3 separate regions of the Homo sapiens genome follow, and regions 1 and 2 are each linked to region 3. The links are chromatin contacts, found by Hi-C or POLR2A ChIA-PET in ENCODE. All regions are on one chromosome and are shown on one strand. The core of a region is the stretch at or near the end of the contact, and the rest is flanking DNA. Distances in the headings are between cores, read along the strand shown. Region 1 holds the start of EXOC6 (exocyst complex component 6). Region 2 holds the start of CEP55 (centrosomal protein 55). Region 3 holds the start of KIF20B (kinesin family member 20B).

Evidence for each region. A loop is a pair of places that touch in the nucleus more often than their neighbours do. ChIA-PET counts read pairs that join two places held with the same protein, here RNA polymerase II (POLR2A). Pooled maps may share reads with other maps.
Region 1: a pooled map shows a loop between it and region 3 (11-fold over the local background). The contact joins the promoter of EXOC6 here to the promoter of KIF20B in region 3. A Hi-C loop is called at or near these places in 1 of 37 single-sample maps with no recorded cell type and 7 of 50 pooled maps. POLR2A ChIA-PET finds 5 or more read pairs at or near these places in 1 of 52 experiments (CD4-positive, alpha-beta T cell).
Region 2: a loop to region 3 is called in a map of CD8-positive, alpha-beta T cell, with 26 times the contacts of the local background. The contact joins the promoter of CEP55 here to the promoter of KIF20B in region 3. A Hi-C loop is called at or near these places in 3 of 168 maps with a recorded cell type or tissue (CD8-positive, alpha-beta T cell and naive thymus-derived CD4-positive, alpha-beta T cell) and 10 of 50 pooled maps.

Annotation. Positions count from the first base shown.
Region 1 is chr10:92,847,199-92,849,898 of GRCh38, reverse strand. EXOC6 (exocyst complex component 6) reads right to left here and starts at 1,379. Exons shown (of 22, transcript NM_019053.6): 1 at 1,265-1,379. The coding sequence starts at 1,365. RefSeq lists silencers at 933-1,272, 1,413-1,562.
Region 2 is chr10:93,495,177-93,497,876 of GRCh38, reverse strand. CEP55 (centrosomal protein 55) reads right to left here and starts at 1,265. Exons shown (of 9, transcript NM_018131.5): 1 at 954-1,265. RefSeq lists a silencer at 937-1,446.
Region 3 is chr10:89,700,150-89,702,849 of GRCh38, reverse strand. It overlaps KIF20B (kinesin family member 20B), which reads right to left and starts at 1,260. Exons shown (of 33, transcript NM_001284259.2): 1 at 1,170-1,260. RefSeq lists enhancers at 582-1,098, 1,099-1,614 and a silencer at 1,659-1,738.

The sequences.
Region 1 (2,700 bases), core at 130-2,629, 3.1 Mb before region 3:
GAACAAATAGGCAAGGTCCCTAATGTTCTGAGTTTCCTGGGCATCTGAATACTCTCCCCTCCCCATTCTACAAATAAGGAAACCGAGATCCAGAGAGGTTAAATAATTTTTTTCCATGACTGCACATTTCATCAGAGGCAGAATTAGGGCAAAACAAGAACCCAGGCCTCCTGACTCTTAAGGGCAAGGTGTATTTACATAACTTGAACTGGCTTCAATTTACACTATATTCACAGGTCCACAAACTGTACAGCGCTCTATTCTAGGAAGTGTATTCTGAAGAATACTAATGATAAAGCATAATCAGTCTCAAGTTCCCTAAGTGAATAATAACTTCATTTATCATTATTATCACTCCAAAAGATGAAACCTTATATGTAAAAGGAACTTATTCTTGAAGACAGTGCCTAACCTAACCCATGGCTCATTACGTTGCCTGGCTAATAATATTCTATTGGAACAGCAGGTACTCAGTTTGGCATGGAATATGCATTACCTAGTACTATTCTTAAAATGAATGGGGAGGAACTCGATTTAAACGGAAAAATTAATGCAATTTTAATGAAATGTTTGTAAATAAGTAAAAGCTGTTCTGCCTCCAAAGCAGCTTAGATCCCGCGAGCGCAGGGTCACCCTAGCGTGTTCCCAAGCAGCAAGCAGCTGCTCTCCTCCAGCCCACGCTCTCTTCTCCAGCCCACGCTCTCTTCTCGCCCACTGCGGCCGCGCGGGGGAGTAGGGGGAAAGCGGGCCGGCGTCTCCCGCTCAATTTCAATTCTCCCACGCCCGCGGCAGCCCGGCGCGCCAGGCTTTCCACCCGCGCGCGACCTGGCACCTCCGTCACGCCGGGTGCCTGCTGTCGACCCTAGCCTGGCATGCCCGCGGCCGAGCAGCCCTCAGCCCCACCACGAGCGAGACGGGGGCAGGCCCCAGAAGTGTCCTCGGGCCCGGGGGCCGCAGCCAGGAGGAGAACGCGGGGCCGCAGCGCGGGGCCCGGGGTTAGAGACCCTGCAGCAGCCACACCCACCGGCTGCGGGGTGACAGCTACAGCGGTGGAGGCAGGCCGCGCCGACAGGTGCAGCCGCCTTCTCGGTCCCGCCCGGGTACCGGCTAGAGTTCCGCCACCCGCGAGCGCCCCCGCCCGCCCCCGCGCGCACCACCTGTCGGGGAGCTTCGCGCGCGGCCGGCGGCGGACGCCCCGCCCGGCTCGTGAGGAGCGGCCGGCGTGGGGCGGGGGGCCGAAGTCCCGGTGGGATGAGATCTTTACCGGAGGGTGGGCCCCACACAGGCGGTGTCGGTGCTCTCGATCTCCTGCAAGATCCGCTCGTGCTCGGGGACGGTGCCCAGACTCTCGCTGTTCTCCGCCATTTTGGCTGGAAGCTGAGGAGCCAGCGAGGCGCGGCGCCGCGGGAACGACGGGGGCGAGCTCCAAGTGGCGCGAGCGCGAAGGGGCGGGGCGGGGGCGGGGCGCTCGGGCCGGCGGCGCGGGGGCGCGCGGAACGCCGGGCAGAAGGCGCGCGACCCGGTTCCCGCCCCCGCACCTGCAGGAGTGAGCGGGGGCTGTGAGCTGGGGCTACGGGCGGCGGCCGGGTACCCAGCTGGCCTCCTGCCCTCTCTCGCGACTAGTCCCTCCTGGGCGTCTTGTGCCTGGCCTTTGGGCTTTAACATATCTCCTTGTCTTCTGTGTGTGCCACACCCTGTGCCACACGCGGGGGTACCGTAGTAATCAGCAAGGTGGACACTCAGATCATCACCCTGAATCTGTAATAAGAGCCACGGGGACATTTAACAAGGGCCTGATGTACTCTGGGTCGTGGGGAGTCAGAGAAAGGAAAACATGCACTCACGAAAAGCAAAATTGCATGTGATAGTAAGATTTATTTTAGGAACGAATAAAGATCCCAGTTGACCATGAAGACCGCTCCAGGTGGATTCATGTCCCCGCCTGCAAGAAGTCCACAGCGGCCAGTCAACTTGGAAATAAATTATAAGCGACATAAAAAATTAAATGATGAGAAGTTAAGACACTTGATGGCAGAGATACCAAAAAAAAAAAAAAAAAAAAAGGCCCAGGGCGATGTGTAATTCATACCAAAGTCCGTGAACTCAGGTGCCCCCAGGTCAGAGTAGCTGGGTTGAGAAGGGGTGAGAGCTCTTGAAAGGGGGTTAGCAGCAGGGAGGTGGGAGAGAGAGGCAGGGAGGCTTGGACAAAGGTATCAGTGTAGAAAAAAGTCGTGCTTAATGACATGTTTGTGGGACACTGAGTAAACCAGTTTGTCATGATCAAAGCAGGGAGGAAGGAAGACTAAACAGGAACAGAATGGAAACCTAGCCTGAGGAACAACTACTTTCTGCTCTACATTAATCCAGGGCTTTGAAAAGCTTCCCTTTGAGTCAACCAAGCTCTTTATCCAGCTGTGTAACTCACTCACCCTTAGTGAGCTTTTACTTGAAACCTACCTCCAGCCTCCTCCCCACAAACATCCTGGGAGGTGGTATTGTGCAATAGTTAGAGCATGAGCTCTGAAGACCAGTGTCCGAAGACATTAATTCTTGGATTAATATCACTTGACAGCTGTGTGACATTGGGCAAGAACCTAGTTCTTTTATATGTCAGTTAAATGACTGTAAATGACAATGGCAGTGTCTGCCTCATATTGCTGTCCCATGGTGTATGAGTTTTCCATTGTTGCTTTAACAAAT
Region 2 (2,700 bases), core at 16-2,515, 3.8 Mb before region 3:
AAAGTGCTGGGATTACAGGCGTGAACCACCGCGCCCGGCCACCTTTCCCTGTATTTCCTATTCCAGTCATCCACAGGGTTCCCCCAGTTCAAACCTTCCTCAGCATGCCTTCCCTCTGTGAACTCTTAACAAACGATATAGCTGCCCCACCCCCACCCCTACACAATCTAGTACCCAATTACACTTCCTGCTAACCTTTTATTTTTTCAATTGTTCAACTATTTTTTCAAGGACTGCACTTTGATTTTTGTTGTTGTTGTTGTTACCCACAGAGCCTAACAGCAAGCCCTCAGATATGATTGGTTGATTGGGGCCGGGCGCGGTGGCTCACGCCTGTAATCCCAGCACTCTGGAAGGCCGAGGCAGGTGGATCATCTGAGGTCAGGAGTTCGAGACCAGCCTGCCCAACATGGCGAAACCCTGTCTCTACTAAAAATACAAAAATTAACCGGGCGTGGTGGCGCACGCCTGTAGTCCCAGCTATTCAGGAGGCTGAGGAAGGAGAATCGCTTGAACCCAGGAGGCAGAGGTTGCAGTGAGCCAAGATCGTGCCATTGCACTCCAGCCTTGGTGACAGAGCGAGACTCCATCTCAAAAAAAAAGAAAAAAGAAAAGAAATGATTGGTTGATTAGCTGAAGTGACCTAAGTCATGCTGGACAGGTGACCAAACAAGCGCTTCCATCCAGTAAATGGTACAAGGCCTCAATTACAAGCCGCATCTTCTACAAGGCGACGCCAATCTTTAAAAATTCCCACATAAAATCTCACTTGAGGAGACAGACAGGAAAAGAGAAACTGCAAAAAAAGGCACAAGTTTTCTCACTTCTAAAATAAAGATGTTTGAGGAACACACAACGAAAGTGCCTGCCAATCGGAAAAAGCCGTCCTAACAAAAGACCTTGGGCAAGTCACTTGGCCTCTCTGCGCCTATCTGTAAGGAGATGATACCCACCGCCAAGTCCAAAGAAGCGATCGAAGAGACAACGGTCTTGAGGCGCCCAGCCGGGTGCCAGGCACGAAGTGAGCGCCAGGGAAAAGGACTGTTATCAGAGCGGGCAGAGATTGAATCCCGCGGACGCGATCTGCCCACTGACCTGCCCTCCCTGGCGGTCCGGACCGGCCCGGCCCCGGGGCTGCGGGTCCTGGCCGCCCCTCGCCACCCTCCGCGGTCGCCTCCCTTGGGCCAGCTAGCAGCTGAAGCGAAGCGCGGCGCTCGCGTCGGCCGAGTCACACCATCAGGTGTGGATGCCGCTTCCGGGAGTTTGAATCCCGCGGCTGCAGGGCGGGGCACGTCACTGCCGGCAGGGCGCGGCCCGCAAGAAGGAGGAGCAGCGCGCGCGCGGCGGGGACGCGGCTCCCCGATTGGCTGCCGCCTTTGAAGGGCGGAGAGTAAACCTGAGGGCGGGCCGAGAAGTGGCTGGGGCCGCGGGGCGGGACAGAGGGCGGGAACACTTCCTCCCGGGCCCGCCAGCTAATTCTGGGATCGGGGGTTCTCTGCGGGCTTAGACCTAAACAAGCTTGGTGTCTCGCAGTCAGGGGCTGGTTTTGTGTTTATACGCTTTTAGGAGAAAGCAAATTACTATTTTTAATGGGATAAAACCAGTGACGATGGACCGAGACGAACTAGTTCTGCGCTCTTGAGCATAGATTCTCCCTGTGTGAAGTGCGGCCCCTCCTGCCCTGGGACAACGGGATTTCACAAAGGAGCACAGCCCCCTTGTCATCCCCTCGGGTCTCACTCTGTCGCCCAGGCTGGAGTGGAGTGGTGCAATCATAGCTCACTGCAACCTCAGTCTCCCGGGTTCAAGCGATCGTCTTGCCTCAGCCTGCCGAGTAGCTGAGACTACAGGCGCACGCCACCACGCCCGGCTAATTTTTTATTAAAAAATTTTATACAGACAGCGGAGTGGGGGGGGGGGGGGGTGGTCTCACTTTGTTTCCCACTCTGATCACGAACTCCTGCCTTCAAGTGATCCTTCCACCTCGGCCTCCTAAAGTGCTGGGATTACTGCCAAAAATCAGCAGCACAGCAGGGAGTGTTAACGGGAGAGATGAGAGGCACGCCCAGGTTGAACGCTGAGATTATGAATGCTAGCGGACCGGCTTTCAGACCAGACTGCTACCCTCCAGCCTGATATCTATCTATTGATCGATTCTAGCTCTTGATTAGCCGCTTTGAGAACGTTACTGCTGAGAGAAGAAGCACATGAAATGTTTAGCAGGGCCTCCCTTTCTCTCCTAGACCCAGCATAAACTCGCTGGAGATTTAAAACAGTAGATACACAGTAGCAAAACATCCTAGGTACACAATATTGTACAAAGGTTATAAACTCTAGATTAGGACTTTCTAGATTTAATTCCTTACTGCCCTGACTAGATGTGTCTCCTTGGATAAATTTATTTAACCTATTTGAGCCTCGGTTTCCCGATGTGTAAAATGATGCAAATAATAATATTTACTTCACAGCTCGGTTATAAGGATTAAATGAGGAAATCCGGCCAGGTGGAATGGCTAATTCCTGTAATCCCACCACTACGTGAGGACGGGGAGCGAGGATTGCTTGAGGTCAGGAGTTGGAGACCAGCCTGGGCAACACAGAGAGATCCACTCTCACCCCACCCAATCCCTGTCTCTAATTTTAAAACTTTAAAATTTTTTTACATGAAAGAAATTCATGTAAAGTGCTTAACATTTAGTA
Region 3 (2,700 bases), core at 11-2,510:
TAACAAATTCAGCGACTTATGCAGGGATAAAGACTACCTAATGACTTAAAATAATGGTTATAAAGAAAATACTATTCCAAAAAAAAAAAAAAAAGTCGGTCCTAGTCTGTAATATTATCTTTCGTGACAGCAGGCTCCAAGACCTCATTTTTCATTTCAAAAGGCTGCTCTGACTGGAAAACTGCATATTTACCCTCTCTCCAATAAGAATCCACAATTGGAGACTTTGGTGAAAAATAGCAGAATCTGTTGCTGAATGAGGTTTCTGAATGTGGTCTACAACACAAAGCCTCAAAAAAAGTCTTCACAACTAATCGATGAGTATTTTATGTTATTTTTACAATTTAAAATCTGGAGTCTTGGACATGTAAGATAAATACACTGTTACACTACCTAACCCATAAGGCGTGAACTTCTGTAAACTAGTAGTTTAGCAAGAAATATAAGAGAACTGTGCCAGACATGCATCACTGAACCAGCGAGCGAATCGAGATGGAGAAAGCCTTCTAAACTGGGGAATGACAGCAGTCACTGTGCCACAAACTCTTCAGCCTGGCACTGCAAAACCCTAGAAGGGCAAGCCCCAAGGACCAGTAGGAGTAGTCTGGAAATAAGTGCACAGAGGCTACCACAGGGCTCCCCCCGCAAAAAGGCCGTGTTACCTACCAGCCGAGCAAACTGCTCACCTCAGAGCTTCAGAAAACTAGGTGTGGCAAAACAGGCCTGTTCCTCAACAACAACAGAAGCAACAACAATAATAATATTAATAACTGCAAACATTTAGTACCTACTGTGTGCCAGCACTAATAACTTTACACATTACCATTTAATCTTCACAAAAGCCGAAAGAAATAGACACTTCATTGCAGCCTTTTAACTGATAAGAAAACTAAGGTACAGAGAGAGATTAAATGAATTGTCTTGCGTCACTCAGCTAATTAGCAGTGGAGGCGAGATTTAAACCGTAACCGAATTAGTATGACTCATTCCTCGCTGCGTACCCCGTGTTCGCATCGCTCCGCAACCCAGTTCCTGACAGTAACCTCCACTGGGGTATGAGCCCTGTCGGAACATGTCCACATTGCCAAAGCCGTTTCCCCACCTTAGGCCCCATACATGCGCAGTCACCCACCTCCTTCCCCACACATTCCCGCGGGTCACCTCCTCACCTGCAAACTTCGCCTGACTAGCCAGACCCGCGAGCAGCACTGCGATGTTACCGTTTTCAAATTCAAACAATGGCGGCCAGGGCACCGCACTGAACGCTGGGAGTAGGTGGGGCGTCCAGAGCTCCGCCAGGGAGCGTAGCCGGCTCGCGCTGCGGGCTTTCCAGTGGCTACCGGAAGAAGCTCTCCAATATGGGGGCGGGTCTTGAAACGCGGGCAGCCAATGGGCGGAAGCAGGCGTGGGCCGCCCTGGTGCTGACGGTCTGGTTTGCCTCCCAGCTCTGCTAGCCGGGCTTTAGTAGTGCGCTTTCTCGCGGCTGTCATAAGTACCACGCTGTTGACTGGGACACCGATCTCCAATTCTGTCCTTGAGGCAATAAAGATGTGGCGAAGGCCCGAGGTGAGGCCACTGCCACTGCACTTAGTCCTGCGACTCCCCTAAGGACGGGCCGAGGAATGGCGGGCTAGCCACTTCCCAGTCCTGTCCCTACGGGGCAGAAAAAGGCTCGGCATCCCGGGATCCGGAGGGTCACTTCCCTCGCTGCATCCCCATTGTGCAACTGCCAGTCTAAAAATTGATATAGGTAAGCTTATGAATGCTAAAACTAATGAATGCAAGATGCTAAAACAAACAATTAACTGAAAGGTTGTAGGGAAGAGGATGTTAGTATCTCAAAGAATCACCCTACAGATCATTTCTTATTATAAAGGGAAAATAGAATTTTACACTGAAGAGATTTATTAGACATACCTTAACCAAGTGAAGATACTTAGCATCGCTAATATCACCCGATAGTATTTGTGCTAGAAATGTTTGACATTAATCATGAGGAAACAATCAGAAAAAAACAATGTAGAATATTCTACAAGACAACAGGCCTAGGCTCTTCAAAAATGTCAGTGTCATGACAGGAAAAAGAAAAAAACGAAGTGGAAAATTACTTTAGTCGAGAGTCAAAAGAAACCAAATGAAATTTGTGAATCTTGGCTGGTTCATAGTTTTTAAAAAAAAAAAAAAACTTCGAAAGACATTTGTGGACAACTGGGGAAATTTAAATATGAACTACATATTAGATGATATTGAATCAGTTTTAAATTGATTGCATGTGAGAATTAATTTGTGATTAAGTGGAAGAATGCCTTTGTTTTTGGAAGGCGCTTGCTAAAGTAATTAGCAGCAAAGTGTCACAGTGTTTGCGGCTTACCTTCAAAAGATATGGCAAAAAAATAGAGAAAGCAAATGTGGCAAAATATTAGTAATTGGTGAATCTAGTTGAAGGGTATAATGGTGTACATCGTACCAGTCTTGCAACTTTCTAAAATAACAGATTTTATAAAATAAAAAGAGGAGGGGGGAAAAGGAATAGAATTCTGATCTTTACCATGGCCTCCCAGGTCCTGCACAATCAAGTGTCAGCCGACCTCACTCCCCACTAACTGTACAGTAAGTTGATCTGCTCTGGATACCTCAAACACCAACTTCTTTCCAGCATGTATGAACCTTTGCATGGGTTGTTCCCTGTACCTAAATTCT